Linked DNA regions of Homo sapiens: region 2 is linked to region 1. A link is a loop called in an ENCODE intact Hi-C map of the cell type or tissue named here. Cell type or tissue: PC-3. All regions are shown on one strand. Each heading gives the region's core, and the rest is flanking DNA. Links, peaks and the distances in the headings are about the cores only.

Evidence for each region. Hi-C counts contacts between places; a loop is a spot of excess contacts. Peaks named below come from ENCODE experiments on the same cell type or tissue, not always from the same donor. Only the 100,000 strongest peaks of a DNase experiment are listed, where the experiment ranks them.
Region 2: it touches region 1 in a loop (4-fold over the local background); 21 of 110 quality-filtered maps call a loop at or near these places.

Annotation. Positions count from the first base shown.
Region 1 is chr12:64,595,115-64,604,963 of GRCh38, forward strand. It overlaps RASSF3-DT (RASSF3 divergent transcript), which reads right to left. Exons shown (of 2, transcript NR_187549.1): 2 at 3,964-4,102. It also overlaps a transcript of RASSF3 not described here. Among named protein-coding and RNA genes, the nearest start is that of RASSF3-DT, 9.4 kb to the right of the region's middle. In PC-3, for the core only: no CTCF peak of the experiment used is centred there; no DNase peak of the experiment used is centred there.
Region 2 is chr12:64,646,822-64,656,670 of GRCh38, forward strand. The region is part of intron 1 of RASSF3 (Ras association domain family member 3); the gene reads left to right. Among named protein-coding and RNA genes, the nearest start is that of MIR548Z, 29 kb to the left of the region's middle. RefSeq lists an enhancer at 926-1,649 and a silencer at 5,524-5,701. In PC-3, for the core only: no CTCF peak of the experiment used is centred there; a DNase peak (open chromatin) is centred at 4,110; H3K27ac peaks cover 1,521 bases.

The sequences.
Region 1 (9,849 bases), core at 966-8,965:
TGGGGTGCAGTGGTGCAGTCTTGGCTCACAGCTACCTCCGCCTCCCCAGTTCAAGTGATTCTCCTGCCTCAGCCTCCTGAGTAGCTAGGACTATAGTTGTGTGCCACCACGCCAGGCTAATTTTTGTATTTTTAGTAGAGAAGGGGTTTCACCATGTTGGCCAGGCTGGTCTCGAAGTCCTGACCTCAAGTGATCAGCCCGCCTCGGCCTCCCAAAGTGCTGGGATTACAGGCATGAGTCACTGCACCCAGCTTCTTCATAACAAATCTTACAAAACAACTCTTATACACCACACATTTCCTAGTCATCTTCCCCAAACCTACTTCCCCCTGCACCTGGAAGTCCAAAACCACCTTCTCCAGGACTTATTAAATGATATATAAACCCTGGGGAATATTTGCATCTTTGTGCTTTCATTCCTTTTTCTGTGAAGTTCCCATATGCGTATGTAATACATCTTTTTCTCCTGTTAATTTGTTTTTTGTCAATCTAATTTGTAGGCCTCCATGTACAGAACCTAAGAGGATGCAGGGAAAAGTTTCTTCTTCTACACTACCCACATCACAGGAACCTTGCAAGCTTAGTGGAAGACTGAAATGTGTTTGATTGTTTTTGAACTATTAGGGCTCATAAAACAATACCCCAAAATGAGGGTTTCAGAAGCAGCCTAAGAAGCAAAAGTTTTTCTCTGACCTTTTCCTGTCCTCCTTTCTCTCAATCCCATTCTCCCTCAAGTCTAGTCATCGAAACTAGAATCTCTCTTCCCCAAGGCAGGTCATAGAAACCAGAACCCCTTTTCTCCAAAGCCAGCCATAAAACCTAAAAATATTACCCAGACTTTCCCTCCCCCTTTCTTTGTAAAAGCTATCCATAAAGAAATCACCTGACCTAACTTGTTTGACTGTAGGTCAACAAGGGTCCTGCCCCAAACCCAGAAGGAAGGAATGCATGCTCAGAGAGGCCAGGAAGAATCTAGGCAGACAGGCCTTGCTGGGTTTCCCCACTCAGTCTACTAGCATTTGATCAGACCCTTTTTGTCCAATTATATTTTTACATGGCTCTCTGTGCTTTGTTGAACCCAAGCATAAAATGGACATTTTCCCCTGTACTTTTGAGTCTTCATTCTGAAGGCTCTCGTGTATACACGTTAAATAAATTTGTTTGCCTTTTCTTCAGTTAATCTACCTTATGCTAGTTGATTTTTTGGCAAACCTTCAGAGGGACAAGGGGAAAGCTCTCCCTTGGCTCCTGTGTTAGTCTGTTTTGTGTTGCTATAAAGGAAACCCGAAATTGCAAAATTTGTGAAGAAAAGAGGTTTATTTGGCTCACAGTTCTGCAGGCTGTACAAGCATGGCACCAGTGATGTTCAAGGATTTGGAGTTAAATTTCCCAGTGCCCAACAAGTGCTCATCCTGTGCACTGCATGTGTCCCTCGCTAAATGACAGGAAGTTTCACAAACTATGGTCAGAGCTTGTTTGTCTGATCCTTCCCAGTTGGTGTTACAACACAGCCCTCCACCCTCACCCCATGCCCCAACACTCTTTTCTTCATGTCATGCCCTGACTCCACTAGTTCCCAAATTCCCTGCAGATAAAATCTTAACTCTTCAGTATATATATATATATTTTTTTGAGACGGAGTTTTGCTCTTGTTGCCCAGGCTGGAGTGCAATGGCGTGATCTCAGCTCACCGCAACCTCCACCTCCCAGGCTCAAGTGATTCTCCTGCTTCAGCCTCCCAAGTAGCTGGGATTACAGGCATGTGCCACCACACCCGGTTAATTTTGTATTTTTAGTAGAGATCGGGTTTCTCCATGTTGGTCAGGCTGATCTCGAACTCTCAACCTCAGGTGATCCACCCAGGCTGATCTCGAACTCTCAACCTCAGGTGATCCACCCACTTCGGCCTCCTACAATGCTAGGATTACAGGCGTGAGCCACCGCACCCAGCCTCAGTGTATTTTTTTTTAACACGTTGGCCTTCACATATCTGGTCAATTTTTCTCCATTTTATTTTATTTTTTAATTTTTTTCCTGAGATGGAGCCTTGCTCTGTTGCCCAGACTGGAGTGCAGTGGCTCGATCTTCGCTCACTGCAACCTCCACCTCCTGGGTTCAAGCAGTTCTCCTTCCTCAGCCCCTCGAGTAGCTGGGATTGCAGGCATGCACCACCGTACCCAGCTAATTTTTGTATTTTTAGTAGAGACAGAGTTTCACCATGTTGGCCAGGCTGGTCTCAATTTCCTGACCTCGTGATCCACCTGCCTCACCCTCCCAAAATGTTGGGATTACAGGCATGAGCCATGGCACCCGGCCTATTTTATTTTTTATTTTATTTATTTTATTTTTATTTTTATTTTGAGACAGAGTCTCGCTCTATTGCCCAGGCTGGAGTGCAGTGTCACAATCTCAGCTCACTGCAACCTTTCCCTCCCAGGTTCAAGTGATTCTCCTGCCTCAGCCTTCCTAGTGGCTGGGATTTACAGTCGTGCACCACCACGCCTGGCTAATTTTTGTATTTTTAGTAGAGATGGGGTTTCACCATGTTGCCCAGGCTGGTCTCGAACTCCTGACCTCAGGTGATCCACCCACCTTAGCCTCCCAAAGTGCCGGGATTACAGGCATGCGCCAACCACACCTAGCCTATTTTAAGTGTTTGATTTAGCAGGCAAATAGATTGTGCTTAAGTTTTTGCTAGTGACCTGTCTTCTCCCTGAACTTCCTATTCTATTCCTCTTACGTATCCTTCTCCTTTAAGAATCAAACTAAATCCCACCTCCTTTGAAGGCTTCCTGACCAAATCTTTTATTTATTTTGTTTTGAGACAGAGTCTCACTCTGTCACCCAGGCTGGAGTGCAGTGGTGCAATCTCAGTTTACTGCAACCTCTGCCTCCCGGGTTCAAGCAATTCTCCTTCCACACCTCCCGAGTAGCTGGGATTACAGGCACAAGCCACCATGCCCAGCTAATTTTTTTGTATTTTTAGTAGAGATGGGGTTTCACCATGTTGGCCAAGCTGACCTAGAACTCCTGACCTCAAGTGACTTGCCCACTTTGGCCTCTCAAAGTGCTGGGATTACAGGCGTGAGCCACCTTGCCCGGCCCTTGACCAAATCTTATCACATTCTTCTGACTTTGGCTTATATTTTGACACATTCTTCACAGGTTTATTGATTGGGTAATCACAGTCTGTTATCATTACATAATTGTTCTATGGGGAATATTTTTTTCGTTAACTAGTTTATAAGGTTTTGAAGGCCAGAAATCTATCTAACTCTTCTTTTATGTCTTACCCAGTTTCCATGGTGCTATGCATATAATAAGATCTCAGTACTTAAGGTAGTGAAAGAGTGGATGTAGCTATAGCTATGGCATGGATATAGCACAGCAGGGAACAAGGGAGAACAATTGCTGAATTATATCCATCAGCAATTTTCCTTTGATATGGACAATTTATGCAGCCCAGCTTAGGCTACCACTAAGGCCTCCACAGAAATTCTGAGGGCACTGTTAGGTCTCTTACTTGTATTTATTAAGAAGGCTCAATTTCTCCCTGGAATGCCTTTCTTGAACAAAAAAGCATTTCTATTTTCCTAAAGCTGTTGTCATGAGACACAGATTTCTTTTTTTTTTTTAAATTATACTTTAAGTTCTAGGGTACATGTGCACAACGTGCAGGTTTGTTACATATGTATACGTGTACCACGTTGGTGTGCTGCAACCATTAACTCGTCATTTACATTAGGTATATCTCCTAATGCTATCCCTCCCCCCTCCCCCCACCCCACATCAGGCCCTGGTGTGTGATGTTCCTCTTCCTGGAGACACAGATTTCAAAGTCAGATATGGTCACCAGATCTCTGCCTTGTGTTTGTGATAAACAGTCCTTATTTAGCCACATTTTATTTATTTCTGTTCCCCTCTCTATCTCTTGACGCGCTGAGGTTAAATCTCAAGCAAAAATGTCAGAAATGTCTGTTTATTCTTCCCAGTTTACAAAATGCACGTGGCTGCAGAGATGACATGACTTGACAAGTAGTGGTGACTCTTCACTTTGAGGACAGCATTAATCTCCCAGCCTCAGCTCTGCTTCTAGAAGCCCCTGTAAGACATAATATCACTATGGATGGGTCATAATCATGGTCAATGCCTCATGGCAAAAAAAGTTCAGGATCTCCCTACCTGTATTCAAACTAAGGGATAGATGGCTAAAAGCCCTTAGCAGAAGCGTGGGGGTAGGGAGCACAAATTAATTGCAAGGACTGATCAAAATCAATGTTGGAAAGTTCAATGTCCCAGACAATTGAATAAAAATAATCTTTTCTCTCATTTAAAAACCTCGAATACAATCTCTGTCACACAAAGACACTCTCTAATAACATATTTCAAATCAATTCACTGCAAATCATTTGTGGCTGGAAACCCTTGTGGTTTCCTCTGAAGTTGTCTGACACTCCTCTCACCCTAGGTTGGCTGAGCCCGAAGGCTGTGTAGTGTAGTGATCAGGAGGGTGAACGTGGGAGCTCGGGCTGCCTTGCCGCTTGCCGTTGTAAAGTCTATGCCACGCTTCCAGGGGAAGATGAGAAGTGTTAGGAGGATTAAATGAGTTTAGGAGCGCTCAAAATACTGCCTGATAAGCCGGGCGCGGTGGCTCACGCCTGTAATCCCAGCACTTTGGGAGGCTGAGGCGGGTGAATCACGAGGTCAGGAGATCGAGACCATCCTGGCTAACACGGTGAAACCCCGTCTCTACTAAAAATACAAAAAATTAGCCGGGCGTGGTGGCGGGCGCCTGTAGTCCCAGCTCCTCGGGAGGCTGAGGAAGGAGAATGGCGTGAACCCAGGAGGCGGAGCTTGCGGTGAGCCAAGATCGCGCCACTGCACCCCAGCCTGGGCGAGAGAGAGAGAGACTCCATCTCAAAAAAAAAAAAAAAAAAAAAAGAATAGTGCCTGATACACAGTAAGAGGTCAAAAAATGTTCAATGAATTAATCTTTTTTCCTTATCTGAGGGGTCTTTTCTAGAAAAAATATCTCAGAAGTTAAAAAAACAAACAAACAACTAGCCAGGCACAGTGGCATGCATCTGTAATCCCAGCACCTTTGGAGGTAGAGGCAGGATTGCTTACATCCAGGAGTTCCAGACCAGGCTGGGCAGCATGGGAAATCCATCTCAAAACACACACAAACACACACAGACATACGCACACACATCACCACCAACTGCTCTTCAGGTTTTTGTCCCCCCTGTGGGCTTTCTTTCATTGGACATGAATAAACTAGTACTTTAATGAGCAAACTCATTAAACATACTGAGCAAACAGTATGTGTGTTTACTCGGTAAATTTCCCAACTATTTGAGGAACAACCTGCCTAATTAATTTTTAGTTTCAAATGCCCTTTGGGAGTCCTATATCTTTGCCAAAAAGATCCAAATGTTGAAGTTTGGATTTTGTTTTTTTTCTTTCTCATTTGAGGGAAGCTAGAATTCTCCACTGCTTCCATTCACCATATATGCATCATCTTTGTAGCGTGACTGAAAGAATTAACAAAAATTTTTAACTGTGACCTATATGTACGTAATAATAGTAAGTGGAAATTACCAACAGACATCTTAGACCCCAGTGGTTTTGTGTGGTTTTAGAATTTTTTATTTATGAAGCTATAACTTAGAGTTTTAAAACATTGTTACTATATTTGGTTTCTCAGGCTTAAATTGATTTCTGTCTTTTTCTGATTCGATTACTATGGGAAATCAGTTTTTAGATATAGAGGTGCTATATTGCTTTCTCCTTTCTTCAGTCTTCTCTTAATGTCATTGTAACCTTCCATAGTGCCCAAAACAGGGTCATATTCTATTTTTATCCATCTAGGCCTTATTTAAACTATTTTAGGCTGGGTGCAGTGGCTCATGTCTGTACTCCGAACACTTTGGGAGGCCACAGTAGGAGGACTGCTGGAGCTCAGTAGCTTGAGACCAGCCTGGGCAACACAGGCAGACCATGCCTCAATAAATAAATAAATAAATCAGCTGGGCATGGTGACACACGCCTGTAGTCCCAGCTACTCGGGAGGCTGAAGCAGAAGGATCAATTGAACCTGGGAGGTTGAAGCTATAGTGAGCCATGATCCTGCCACTGCACTCAGCCTAGGTGACAGAGTGAGACCTTGTCTTAAAAATATGTAATAAAAAATTTAAAAAATAGAAACCATTCTAGTAGTTATTGCTATTTCAAAACAAAATATTTTCTACAAAATTGTTCGTGAGAGTCTGCTTTACTACCATGACTTAAGTTTTCAGAAGCTTTAGGTCTGAGGCCCTGCTCTAACGCCATCATCTATGGATGAAGATCCTCATAGTATTAAAATGTAGTTGTTTAAAAAATTTCAATTACCATCTGCCTTTCAGTTTATTTTACTATAAAATTAAGAATATGACTGGGCTTGGCCTGTAACCCCAGCACTATGGGAGGCTGAGGTGGGTGGATTGCTAGAGCCCAGGAATTTGAGACCAGCCTGGGCAACATGGAGGGACCCCGTCTCTACAAAAAATTAGCTGGCGTGATGGTGCGTGCCTGTAGTCCCAGCTACTCAGGAGGCCGAGGTGGGAAGGTCCCTTGACCCTGGGAGGGGGAGGCTTCAGTGAGCTGTGATCAGGCCATTGCACTCCAGCCTGGGCAAGAGAGCAAGACTCTGTCTCTTAAAAATAATTAAGAAATATAAGGCCGGGTGCAGTGGATCATGCCTGTAATCCCCGCACTTTGGGAGGCCGAGGCGGGCAGATCACGAGGTCAGGAGATCAAGACCATCCTGGCTAACAAGGTGAAACCCCGTCTCTACTAAAAATACAAAAAATTAGCCGGGCGTGGTGGCGGGCGCCTGTGGTCCCAACTACTCGGGAGGCTGAGGCGGGAGAATGGGGTGAACCTGGGAGTCAGAGCTTGCAGTGAGCTGAGATCATGTCACTGCACTCCAGCCTGGGTGACAGAGCGACTTCGTCTCAGAAAAAAAAAAAAAAAAATTAAGAAATATTCCATGCATAGGCCAGGTGTGGTGGCTCACGTCTACAATCCTGGCATTTTGGGAGGTTGAGGTGGGAGGATTGGTTGAGCTCAGGAGTTTGAGACTAGCCTGGGAAACATAGTGAGACCTCATCTCTATTTTTTTTTTTTAAATATTATAACAGGGCCAGGCATGGTGGCTCACGCCTGTAATCCCAGCACTTTGGGAGGCTGAGGCGGGTGAATCATGAGGTCAGGAGATCGAGACCATCCTGGCCAACATGGTGAAACCCCATCTCTACTAAAATACAAAAAAAATTAGCTGGGCATGGTGGTGCACACCTGTAGTCCCAGCTACTCTGGAGGCTGAGACAGGGGAATTGCTTGAACCCGGGAGGCGGAGGTTGCAGTGAGCTAAGATCACGCCACTACACTCCAGCCTGGTGCCAGAGCGAGACTCCATCTCAAAAAAAAAAGAAAAAAGAAAAAAAAATGAAAAAAAGTCAGCTCGGAGCAGTGGCACACACAATCTGTAGTCCCAGCTATACACCACGCTGAGCCCAGGAGTTCGAGGCCAGCCTGGGCAACATAGTGAGATCCAATCTCTAAAAATGAAAAAAAGAAAGAAAGAAAGAGAAAACAGAAAGCCTCACAACTAAAGAAGGATTTCTCCCTATACTCTTTACTCTCCCAAACTCAGGGTGTAGGCCAGGCGTGGTGGCTCACGCCTGTAATCCCAGCACTTGGGAGGCCAAGGTGGGTGGATCACAAGGTCAGGAGTTTGAGACCAGCCTCGCCAACATGGTGAAACCACATCTCTACTAAAAATACAAAAATTAGCTGGGCGTGGTGGCAGGCACCTGTAATCCCAGCTACTTGGGAAGCTGAGGCAGGAGAATCGCTTGAACCTGGGAGGCGGAGGTTGCAGTGGACTGAGATCGTACTGCTGCACTTCAGTCTGGGTGACAGAGCAAAACTCTGTCTCAAAAAAAAAGAAAAAAAAAGAGTTGGGAGTGTAGCTCTTCAATTTATCTGTTTGGTTTCTTTAACTTTTTTTTTTGTTGTTGTTGTTGTTTGTTTCTTTATCTTTCAAAGGAGAAAGGTAATTATGACTTGGTCAGAGTAAGCATTAATGTCAAGGGCTTTGAGGGTCTGAGATACAAGGTAACATGATTATGATGATCAAGGATTTTTTCATCAGGTATATGCTTTCCCTTGGCCAGTTCTTATCACAGTAATGAGGAAATGCAGAAGCCTATGATGAAATTCACTTGGACACAGATACCGAACTATGGGGTTTATCTTGCAGTCCTCGTACCAGGTAGTGCCCTTTGCACAAAATATTTCAGCTCATTAGGTCCTAGATATGTTGGATGGACAAATCTAGTGATGGAAAAGCCATTTGCTTTTCTCCCCCACCTTGTCCTATAAACCGGGGTTACCTCCAGGCTCACAGGTAACACATCCTTTCCTTGATTATTGAGGATGTGCCCAAACATGGAAATACTATCCTTATACGTAATCATATTAGCTAACATCATGAGCTTTTATTATGTGCCAGGCACAATGTTTTGCATGTCTTAGTTTACTTAATCCCTTTAAGAATCCTATAAGGTAAGATTTTATTACCCTCCCTTTCCAGATGTAGAACTGAGGTTTAACCAGTTTAGATAATATGCTGTGGGTCACACCATCTGAGCCCACATTTGAACACAGGCAGTCTGATTTCCTTTTTTTTTTCTTTTTCTTTTTTGAGATGGAGTCTTGCTCTGTCGCCAGGCTGGAGTGCAGTGGCACGATCTTGGCTCACTGCAATGTCTGCCTCCTGGGTTCAAGCGATTCTCCTGCCTCAGCCTCCTGAGTAGCTGGGACTATAGGCATACGCCACCACGCCCAGCTCATTTTTGTATTTTTAGTAGAGATGGGGTTTCACCATGTGGGCCAGGATGGTCTCGATCTCCTGACCTCATGATCTGCCCACCTCAGCCTCCCAAAGTGCTCGGATTACAGGTTTTCTTTTTTTTTTTTTTTAGACAGGGTTTGACTCCGTTGCCCAGGCTGGAGTGCAGTGGCCTGATCATGGCTCACTGTAGCCTTGACCTCCCAGGCTCAAGCAATCCTCCCACCTCAGCCTCTTGAGTAGCTGGGACTACAGGCATACACCACCATGCCCGGCTAATTTTTGTATCTTTTGTAGAGACAGGGTTTCGTGATGTTGTCCAGGCTGGTCTCCAACTCCTGCGTTCAAGCTATCTGCCTGCCTCAGCCTCTCCAAATGGTAGGATTACAGGTGTGAGCCACTGTGCCCAGCCCAGGCTGATTTCTCACCCCACATACTTAACAACCAAACACATTGCCTTTCAGTTATTATACCATTTATTCCTGTCATTGCCATGAACAAAATGGAAGCAACCAGGGTGATAGTTGCAGCCAATAGGCACTGACCAAAGAGAACAGCCGCTGATTGTATCGGTTCAACTATTAAGAGCCTGTCCTCCAGCTACCAGGCTGATGTAACCAACTCTTTTTTTTTTTTTCTTTTGAGATGGAGTCTTGCTGTGTCGCCCAGGCTGGAGTGCAGTGGCGCGATCTCGGCTCACTGCAAGCTCCGCCTCCCGGGTTCACGTCATTCTCCTGCCTCAGCCTCCCGAGTAGCTGGGACTACAGGCGCCCGCCACCGTGCCCAGCTAATTTTTTGTATTTTTAGTACAGACGGGGTTTCACCGTGGTCTCGATCTCCTGACCTTGTGATCCGCCCGCCTCGGCCTCCCAAAGTGCCGGGATTACAGGCGTGAGCCACCGTGCCCGGCCATGTAACCAACTCCTATCATCTTTGAGTTTGTCATATAT
Region 2 (9,849 bases), core at 1,083-9,082, 52 kb after region 1:
GTAATAATAACAACTGTAGCGGTTACTGAGGGCCTCCTCTGGGTCAGGCTCTGTGAGAAGTGATTTGTATTCCTTAGTTCATTTACTTTCTATCATGACCCAATAAAGTATATGTATCTTTGCTATCCCCATTTTATAGATGAAGAAGCTAAAGCTTTGAGAGGTTAAGTAATTTGCCCAAGTTTATCTAGCTAGTAAGTGCAGAAGCTAGAATTTTAATCTAGGTCTGTCTAACTACAAAGGATGGAATTAGGCCCCTTTCTTATGATTATTAATAAAAATGATCTCTATGTAGTTAGGATTTACTAACCCAATTTCTTTTATCTTTTAAACTGAGAATCCCTCCACCTCCTGGCACCCCAGTTCTGGTAAAAGATAAATGAAACCCATAGTTGTTTTTCTCAGCAAGGGTTTTATTTATTTATTTATTTATTTTATTTTTTTTAAGACAGAGCCTCACTCTGTCACCAAGACTGGAGTGCCGTGGCACGATCATGGCTCACTGCAGGCTCAGCCTCCCAGGCTCAAGTGATCTTCCTGAGCAGCTGGGATTGCAGGCACACACCACCATGCTCGGCTAATTTTTTTTTCTTTTTTTTTTTTTGGTGAGACGGGGTCTTGCACTGTTGCCCAGGCTGGAGTGCAATGGCATGATCTTGGCTCACTGCAACCTCCGCCTCCCGATTTCAAGTGATTCTCCTGTCTCAGTCTCCAGAGTAGCTGGGATTACAGGCATCCACCACCACGCCCGGCTAATTTTTTGTATTTTTTAGTAGAGACGGGGTTTCACCATGTTGGCCAGGCTGGTCTCGAATTCCTGACCTCATGATTTGCCCACCTCGGCCTCCCAAAGTGCTGGGATTACAGGCATGAACCACCGCGCCCGGCCCCGGCCTTGTATTTTTTTTTATAGAGACAGGGTTTTGCCCTGTTGCCCAGGATGGTCTCCAACTCCTGGGCTCAAGCAGTCCTCCCATCTCAGCCTCCCAAAGTGCTGGGGTTACAGGCATGAGCCACTGTCCCCAGCCTCCCAAGGTTGTTTTTAGGCCCTTTGAGGCTTATAAAATAGAATAAATGAGAAATAGGTCCAACCTTCAAGAGCACTGTGTATAGCACCCAAGATTAGAAATGCATATGTTCAGCCATGACATCTATGGAAAGTACAGAGGACAGGTCCTGAGGAAGTGCTGGGGCTGTTGGTGGTACCAGCCTTTGTGTAGCAGAAGATGTTTGAGCTGTGCTTTGCAAAGTGGCTGGATCATAGACATGTGAACACTAGGAGTTGGGCCAGTGGGTGGAGATAGAATTTGTGCCTCAAATTGCAGATACTTCTGTTTGGTGGGTACATGTGTGACAGGCATAAACTTAGTGAGTAGGTGGCCCCAGATTTGGACCAGGTCAGGGAGACTCTTGAATGTCAGGCCTTGTGGCCTTTTGAGGCATTTCCCGCTGGACGATTAGTTGGGCAGTGGTGTGGCAGCATGTGGAGGTGGAGAGGCTGATGGAGAACTTGCAGTAGGATGTCCATCATGTGGGACTGAAGGCTAGCTGGGAGGTATATCTGGGCTGGAGAAAATGGACATGGGACTCACAAAACTGGTTGTAGGAGCTATGGGAATAGACAGAGGCTCCCGGCTAGAGCTCTAGGGCATAGTGGGTTAACCAGCGGTGGGTGTGGTGTCAGAATCACTCATAAAGCTTTTTTTTTTTTTGAGATGGAGCACGTTCCTGGCTCACTGCAACCTCCACCTCCTGGATTCAAGCGATTATCCTGCCTCAGCCTCCCAAGTAGCTGGGACTACAGGCATGCGCCACAACACCCAGCTAATTTTTGTATTTTTAGTAGAGACGGGGTTTCATCATGTTAGCCAGGATGGTCTCGATCTCTTGACCTTGTGATCCGCCTGCCTCGACCTCCCAAAGTGCTGGGATTACAAGGATGAGCCACCAAGCCCGGCCAAGCTTCTTGTTTTTACATTGATTTTTTTTTTTTTTTTTTTTAGAGATAGGGGCTCGATCTGTTACCCAGGCTGGAGTGCAGTAGTACAGTGTTGGCTTACTGTAACCTCCAACTTCTGGACTCAGGTGATCCTCACCCCTCAGCCTACCGAGTAGCTAGGACTATAGGTGTGTGCCACCATGCCCGGCTAATGATTTAAAAAATGTTTTGTAGAGACAGGGTCTCATTATGTTGCCCAGCTGGTCTCAAACTCATGGCCTCAAGCGATCCTCCTGCCTTGGCCTCTCAGGGTGCTGGGATTAAAGTAAAGGAATGAGTCCAGCTACTCATACAGCTCTTGAAAACCCTCTGGCTTGGTCTGACCCTGGAGCTTCTAATTGGTGTTCTTGGGGTCTCAGCAGCCATCTGGGTTTTTTTTTTTCTTTTTTTGGGATGGAGTCTCGCTCTGTCGCCCAGGCTGGAGTGCAGTGGCGCGATCTCGGCTCACTGCAAGCTCCGCCTCCCGGGTTCACTCCATTCTCCTGCCTCAGCCTCTGGAGTAGCTGGGACTACAGGCACCCGCCACCACACCCGGCTAATTTTTCGTATTTTTAGTAGAGACAGGGTTTCACCGTGTTAGCCAGGATGGTCTCAATCTCCTGACCTTGTGATCCGTCTGCCTTGGCCTCCGAAAGTGTTGGGATTACAGGCATGAGCCACTGCGCCTGGCCAGCCATCTGGATTTTTAAAAGCACCTTGGCTTCTAGTGCATATTCTCTGCCCACTCTGCAGGTAAGAAGCAGTGAGGAAAATGGTCCTAGGGTACCCGGTTAGGACATAGTCATATCTCTGAGTTCTCAGGGAACTCAGGAAAAATCATGCCGTCTCGATAGCCAAGTTATCAGTGTCAAATGTCTCGAAAAGATCTTGTTTCCAAAGTCGTCATGCTTAACACTTCCAAAACAAAGAGTGTGCCAACTTCTTTGGGCAAGCCATTTGTGGGCAATTTTGAGGATCAGAAAAGCTCTTTGGTGAAATAAACTAAACGGTCTCCCTGAATAGCTTTCACAGTGTGGGCCTTGCAGGGAGCACAAGGCCAGCCCACCCTATACATGATATTCTTTACGATTATAAAGACACTTTTTACTGTTTCTCCCAGTTTTCCTTTTTCCCACACTAACATCCCCAGTATGCTCTTGTGTAGTTTTCAGAGCCTTTGTTATGATTCCCTCTGAACTGTTGCTCTTTGCCAGTATTGCTTTTCAAATAAGGCAACCCCAAATTTACGCACCAGCATTGTTTAGTGGGACCATTTATTTGTCTCTTGTCATGTAGATGATACACGCATGTATTTGCAGGGGCAGGGACAGGGGATCCCCAGTATAAACTTTAAATGTGCCTTTAATTCTATCTTGGATTCACCCTGTTTGAGCCTGTGATCTGGCTTACCCTCCCAGATGTCATTGGCCAATTTGATAAACAAATTCGATTATCTCCATGCCAAAGAGGAAGCAGTGCCTCAAGGCAAGCCTGAAGCAGCGCTGCCATGACAGGACCTTGACAGGTCCTTGATAGGACCTTTGTGCTGTGCTCAGTGATGACCTCAGTGATAGTTGTCCTCAGCCAGGAGGTGTTTCTTTTTTTTTCCTTTTTTTTTTTTTTTTTTTTTTTTGAGACAGAGTCTTGCACTGTTACCTGGGCTGGAGTGCAATGGTGCAAGTCTGGGTTCACTGCAACCTCTGCCTCCCAGGTTCACGGGATTCTTCTGCCTCAGCCTTCTAAGTAGCTGGGATTACAGGTGCGCGCCACCACACCCAGCTAATTTTTTGTATTTTTAGTAGAGACGGGGTTTCACTATGTTGGCCAGACTGGTCTCGAACTCCTGACCTTGTGATCTGCCCGCCTTGGACTTCCAAAGTGCTGGGATTACAGGCGTGAGCCACCGCGCCTGGCCGAGTTGTTTATTTCTAAAGGATTTTTAGGAGTCTTAAAAAAAGTCTTTTCCTGTACCTTAAACAATGGTTTCACTAAAGGGAATTGCTGTCTTAGATGTTTCGTGTTGAATCTTACACATTTTTGCCTAAGCTGTATCATCCTCATTGGAAAACCCTTGCACCGAGTATTTACTTTTAGTCACACTTTGCTATAAACTTTATGACTTGTGCATGCGCGATTGTATGGCTGGCTCTTTGCCTTTTGCCTCTACTGTGACCAACACTGATTTCTTACAGGCTTGTAAAGTGGTTTCCAAGATCTGTTTGCTGTGTGTGCTTGGCTGCATTTGATATAAATAGATTTGAGATTAGTGTTTGAAAGTGCCATATGACCATATACAGAGCTGACTTACTAAGGATATGTTACTGCATTTCAGACACATCTAGTAATAGAAAAATCAGTGTCTTAATGGGCTGTGCCTCTCTCGTGTCCCCTCTTTTAAAAAAAAATTTAGTTACAACTAAATGTCAGGAAATTTTGTAGCTTACCTAGTTTAAGTCCCAAGATATGTGGAGAGACAATAAAAATGATAATGACAATGGTGCCTGGAGATGCGTATGTTAACATATGTTAAGAAGTTATTTTTAAGGTTGCCCACTTAATGTTTTTGTTTTTATTTTTGAGATGAAGTCTCACTCTGTTGCCCAGACTGGAGTGCAGTGGCTTGATACTGGCTCACTGCAACCTCCAACCTCCCGGGTTCAAGTGATTCTCTTGCCTCAGCCTCCCATGTAGCTGGGATTACAGGCGCCTGCCACCACACCCGGGTGATTTTTGAATTTTTAGTAGAGGCAGTGTTTCACCATGTTGGCCAGGCTGGTCTTGAACTCCTGACCTCAAGTGATTCACCCTCCTCGGCCTCCCAGAGTGCTGGGATTACAGGCATAAGCCACCATGCCTGGCTGGTTGTTGTTGTTTTTGTTTGTTGAGACATGGTCTCACTGTTACCCAGGATGGAGTGCAGGGGTGCAGTCACAGCTCACTGCAACCTCGACTTCCCAGGCTCAGGTGATCCTTCACCCTCAATCTCCTGAGTAGCTGGGACCACATGTGCACGCCACCACACCTGGCTAATTCTTGCATTTTTCTGTAGACATGGGGTTTCACCATGTTGCCCAGGCTGTTCTCAGACTGGGCTCAAGCAATCCTCCTGCCTTGGCCTCCCAAAGTGCTGGGATAACAGACATGAGCCACCTCGCCCAGCTCCATTTAATGTTTAATTGTAGGCTTGGTGACTCTTATGTATTAATTACTAGATATTCTTATTTGGAATTATTAGACGTGCTAAGGCAATAATTTTGAAATTTACAACAGACTAGTTGGTGTTAAGGTGTTATAATAGATTACCATATTTTGCAATATATTGGTTATTTCCTTGTTGAATAGAGATGAGGAAGGATGGTATTTTGGCTCTAAATTAGAGGGCTGAGGTTCTAATGGCAAAATTAACATTGTAGTTTTACATTGCTTGAATAATGTAATCTTCTTAATAGATATTATACTTAATTTTGCTTTAAAGACAATGTTCATTGATAAACTTTCTGTATCTTTCAGTGTGTTCTGTAGCACAGTGCTTTCTTCATGGCCATCGCAGGTGTTTGGGCTTTTTTTTTAAACACGTCTGAGGACTGCAAAGGTGTTTTTTTCTCCCCCTCCCCCTCCCCCCCTCCTCTTTCTTACTTAGACTGTTGTTGTCCAGGCTGACCTCAAACTCCAGAGAGCCTCATGCCTCAGCCTCCTGAGTAGCTTGGACCAGGCTTGGCTCGAGGACTGTGATTTTATAGACATTGTTTCCATCCTGTAGAGGAAACAGATGGGTTAATTTAATTGTTCAGCTGGTGCTTGAGCACACTCTGGGAGTGTCCAATCCAGAGATGAATGAGGATTCTTGCTCTTAATTCAGTGTTGTTTTTTGCTTCATCTTGCTTCTAAGAGAGTTCCTTGAATATATGATGGAATTATGTAGTGGTTACTGCAGTAATCACACTCTTATTATTTTCTAATTATGTGGAACTTGGGAAATGTTGATTTTGTTTCAGTATATGATTTGCAGTATAATTCTATTTACATGTAAAATCTTGTCTGTGTTAGTTTGCCTTGACAAAGCACCACAAACAAGGCAGCTTAAACAACAGAAATGTGTTGTCTCACAGCTCTGGGGGCTATAAGTTCTGGATTAAGATGTTGGCAGGGTGGCTTCCTTCTGAGGGTTAGGAGGGAAGGATCTGTCCCAGGCCTCTCTCATTGGTTTATACATGATTGTCTTCACCCAGTATCTTTACGTCATCTTCTCTCTGTACATGTCTGTGTCCGAATTTCCCCTTCTCTTTTGAGATAGGGTCTCACTGTGTCACCCAGGTTGGAGTACAGTGGTGTGATCATGAATCGTTGCAGCCTTGATCTTCCAGGCTCAACTGATCTTCCTGCCTCAGCCTCCTGAGGTAGCTGGGACTATAGGCATGTGCCACCAGGCCTTGCTAATTTTTTTATGTTTTAAAATTTTTGTGGAGATGGGGATCTCACTGTATTGCCCTGGCTGGTCTCAAATTCCTGACCTCAAGTAATCCTCCCACTTCAGCCTCCCAAAATGCTGGGATTACAGGCATGACTGACCCATCACACCTGGCCTAATATCCCCTTTTCTTAGGGACATCAGTTATATTGCATTAGGAACCATGCTGATAGCCTTAACATTTTAACTTGATGACCTCTATAAAGACCCTGTCTCCAGAGAAGATCACATTCTGAGTTATTGGGAGTTAGGACTTCAACATATGATTTTTGGGAGGACACAAATCAATATTCAGCAGTATCTTTTTTTTTTTTTGAGACTGAGTCTTGCCTTGTTACCCAGGCTGGAGTGCATTGGCGCAAACATGGCTCATTGGAGCAGCCTTCACCTCCTGGGCCCAAGTGATCCTCCTGCCTCAGCTTCCCTAGTAGCTGGCACTCCCATGTCAATTAAAATTTTCTGTAGAGATGGAATCTTACCGTGTTGCTTAGGCTGGTCTTGAATTCTTGGGCCTTAGCAATTCTCCTGCCTTGGCCTCCCAAAGTGCTGGGATTACAGCGTGGGCCACTGCGCTCAGCCCTTAACGGTGTCTTTAACAGCTCTCCAGTAGTGTATCTAGAGAGCACTGCCTGCGGGATGGTGGCCATGGGACCCAGCTTGGAGGCTGGCCCTCAAGAATCACCGGGTTGGTGGTGGGCTGTTAGTGGATCCCCTTCTCCATGGGGCACAGGCAAGTCTGGTTTGGAAAAGGATGATGTTGCTTCAGTGTCAGTTTGCCAGTTTTTCCTCTGTTCTCCCCACTCTGATTCTGACTAGAATTAATTTGGTAGCACTGAGAAGAGTCATTTCTACTTTGGCACAGTAATCTTGCCCATAATCTGACTAATTTTTATTTTTATTTTTTTGAGACAGAGTCTTGCTCTGTCACCCAGGCTGGAATGCAGTGGTGCAATCTCGGCTCACTGCAACCTCTGTCTCCTAGGTTCAAGAGATTCTTCTGCCTCAGCCTCCTGAGTAGCTGGGATTACAGGCATGCACCACCACGCCCAGCTAATTTTTTTTTTCTTTTGCTATTTTTAGTACAGATGGGGTTTTGCCATGTTGTCCAGGCTGGTCTCGAACTCCTGACCTCAAGTGATCCGCCCGCCTTGGCCTCCCAAAGTGCTAGGTTTAAAGGCATGAACCACTGCCCCGGCCCCATAATCTGCCAAATTTTAGTTAAAACTCTGTATTCCACTTAGAACTAATTCACCGTGGCTGGGCACGGTGGCTTCTGCCTGCAATCTCAGCATTTTGGGAGGCTGAGGTGGGTGGATCGCTTGAACCCAGGGGTTTGAGACCAGCTTGGGCAATATAGTGAGACCGTGTTTCTTTGCGGGGGGGGGGGGGTGGGGGGAAGCCAGCCTGGCCAACATGGTGAAACCTCATCTCTACTAAAAATACAAAAATTAGCCACGTGTGGTGGCACACACCTGTAATCCCAGCTACTCAGGAGGCCTTGGCATGAGGATCCCTTGAACCTGGGAGGCGGAAGTTGCAGTGAGCCGAGATCATGCCACTGCACTCCAGCCTGGGTTGACGGAACGAGACTCTGTCAAAATAAAATAAATAAAATAAAATACAATGTAAAATAAAATAAAATAGAATGAATTCACTGATAAAGTTGACTTCTCTCATCTCCAAGTAAATGATTTCATTTTCTCCTTTGTTCCTTGCATGTATGCTGTGATTTACTGACTATCAAGAACTCATTACACCAGTACGTATCCCAAGACAAATCAGCTCCAAAGTGGAGTGAGTGCAAGGGGAGAGCTTTAATTCAAAACTGCTTTATGGAGGAAGTACAGGTTTTCCTCTAAGCTGCACTGTTATAGATCTGTAGAAGTTTTAAATCCATGTAATGCTCATCAGTTTTTAGTTTAGTATTTAGCTGTCTGTGATGATAAGTAAATAATTTACCTTTTTGAAGGCCTGTGATATACTGTGTCTTCATTGCTTCATTTAAGAGGATGCAACATCAGGATTTTCAAAAATACACATAACGAAGTGTTGTGTAATCGTCTGTACATGGTTTCTTTGATAAGAGAGAGGCAGGAATCTGCGTAAAGCAGGTGTACAGACATAGTTTGCCCATGAGACAGCAAGAAGAGCCCTGATGTCCTAAAGGAGAGCCCTCTCCTGAAATGCATAACATACATATATATTTTTTTTTCCTTTTTTTCAAAAAATAGAGACAGGGTCTCAGTATGTTGCCCAGGCTGTCTCAAACTCCTGGCCTTAAGTGATCCTCCTGCCTCGGCCTCCCAAATTATTGGGATTACAGGTGTGAACCACCATGCCTGGTCTTGAAATGCATATCTTAGTCACTGTTACTTCTTTTAAATTGTTTTAATTGTATAAGATAAAAACCAAAACAAACAAAAAAAATGCTACCATTTCAGGAGCATACATCTAGTCTTAAAAATATCATAAATTTGGGCCGGGTGCAGTAGCTCACGCCTGTAATTCCAGCACTTTGGGAGGCCGAGGCGGGCGGATCACGTGAGGTCAGGAGTTCGAGACCAGCCTGGCTAACATGGTGAAACCCTGTCTCTACTAAAAATATGAAAATTAGCCGGGCGTGATTGTGGGTGCCTGTAATCCTGGCTACTTGGGAGGCTAAGGCAGGAAAATTGCTTAAACCCAGGAGATGGAGGTTGCAGTGAGCTGACACAGTGCCACTGTACTCCAGCTTGGGCAACAGAGTGAGACTTTGTCTCAGAAAAAAAAAAAAAAAAAATTATAAATCCTTTTTATTCCCCTAACTTGGATCTCAGGTTAATTGGGATATGCCTAATAACAAAATTTCTGAACATGAGGTTTACTAGAAAGAATTATTTTTTAGATTATTTGTGATATATGTATATATGCATTTGATAGTAGTGGATGTGTTTATTGGACTCTTAAGTACTTGCTATGTACTGTGGGACATGTAGGAGTATATGAATATTTGTCAGCTAGATTATAAAGCTTAAAAACATATTATTGGGCAGGAGTGGGCTATGGGGCTGTGACTACTAGTGGGCCTGGGGTTTCTTTGTGGGTTGATGAAAATAGAGATGGTTGTGCAACTTTGTGAATATAGTAAAACCATTTAATTGTATACTTATGGGTGAATTTTATGTTATGTGAGTTATATCTCAGTGATGCTTAAAAAATGCTGTTAATGAATTTGCAGTGCTGAAAAGATTCCAAAGTTGTGATTCTCTACCTTTTTCTGTTCTCCAGATCTCCCAAAGCAGTTGCAGTGAAAGATAAAGAACATCAAACACTCTTATCTTCTGGTGGTGGGGAAATGCTGAGTGGCCCTGACTTTGTGCAGTGAAAGTTGTTTACACAAGCCTGAGTCTATAAACTCAGAGAT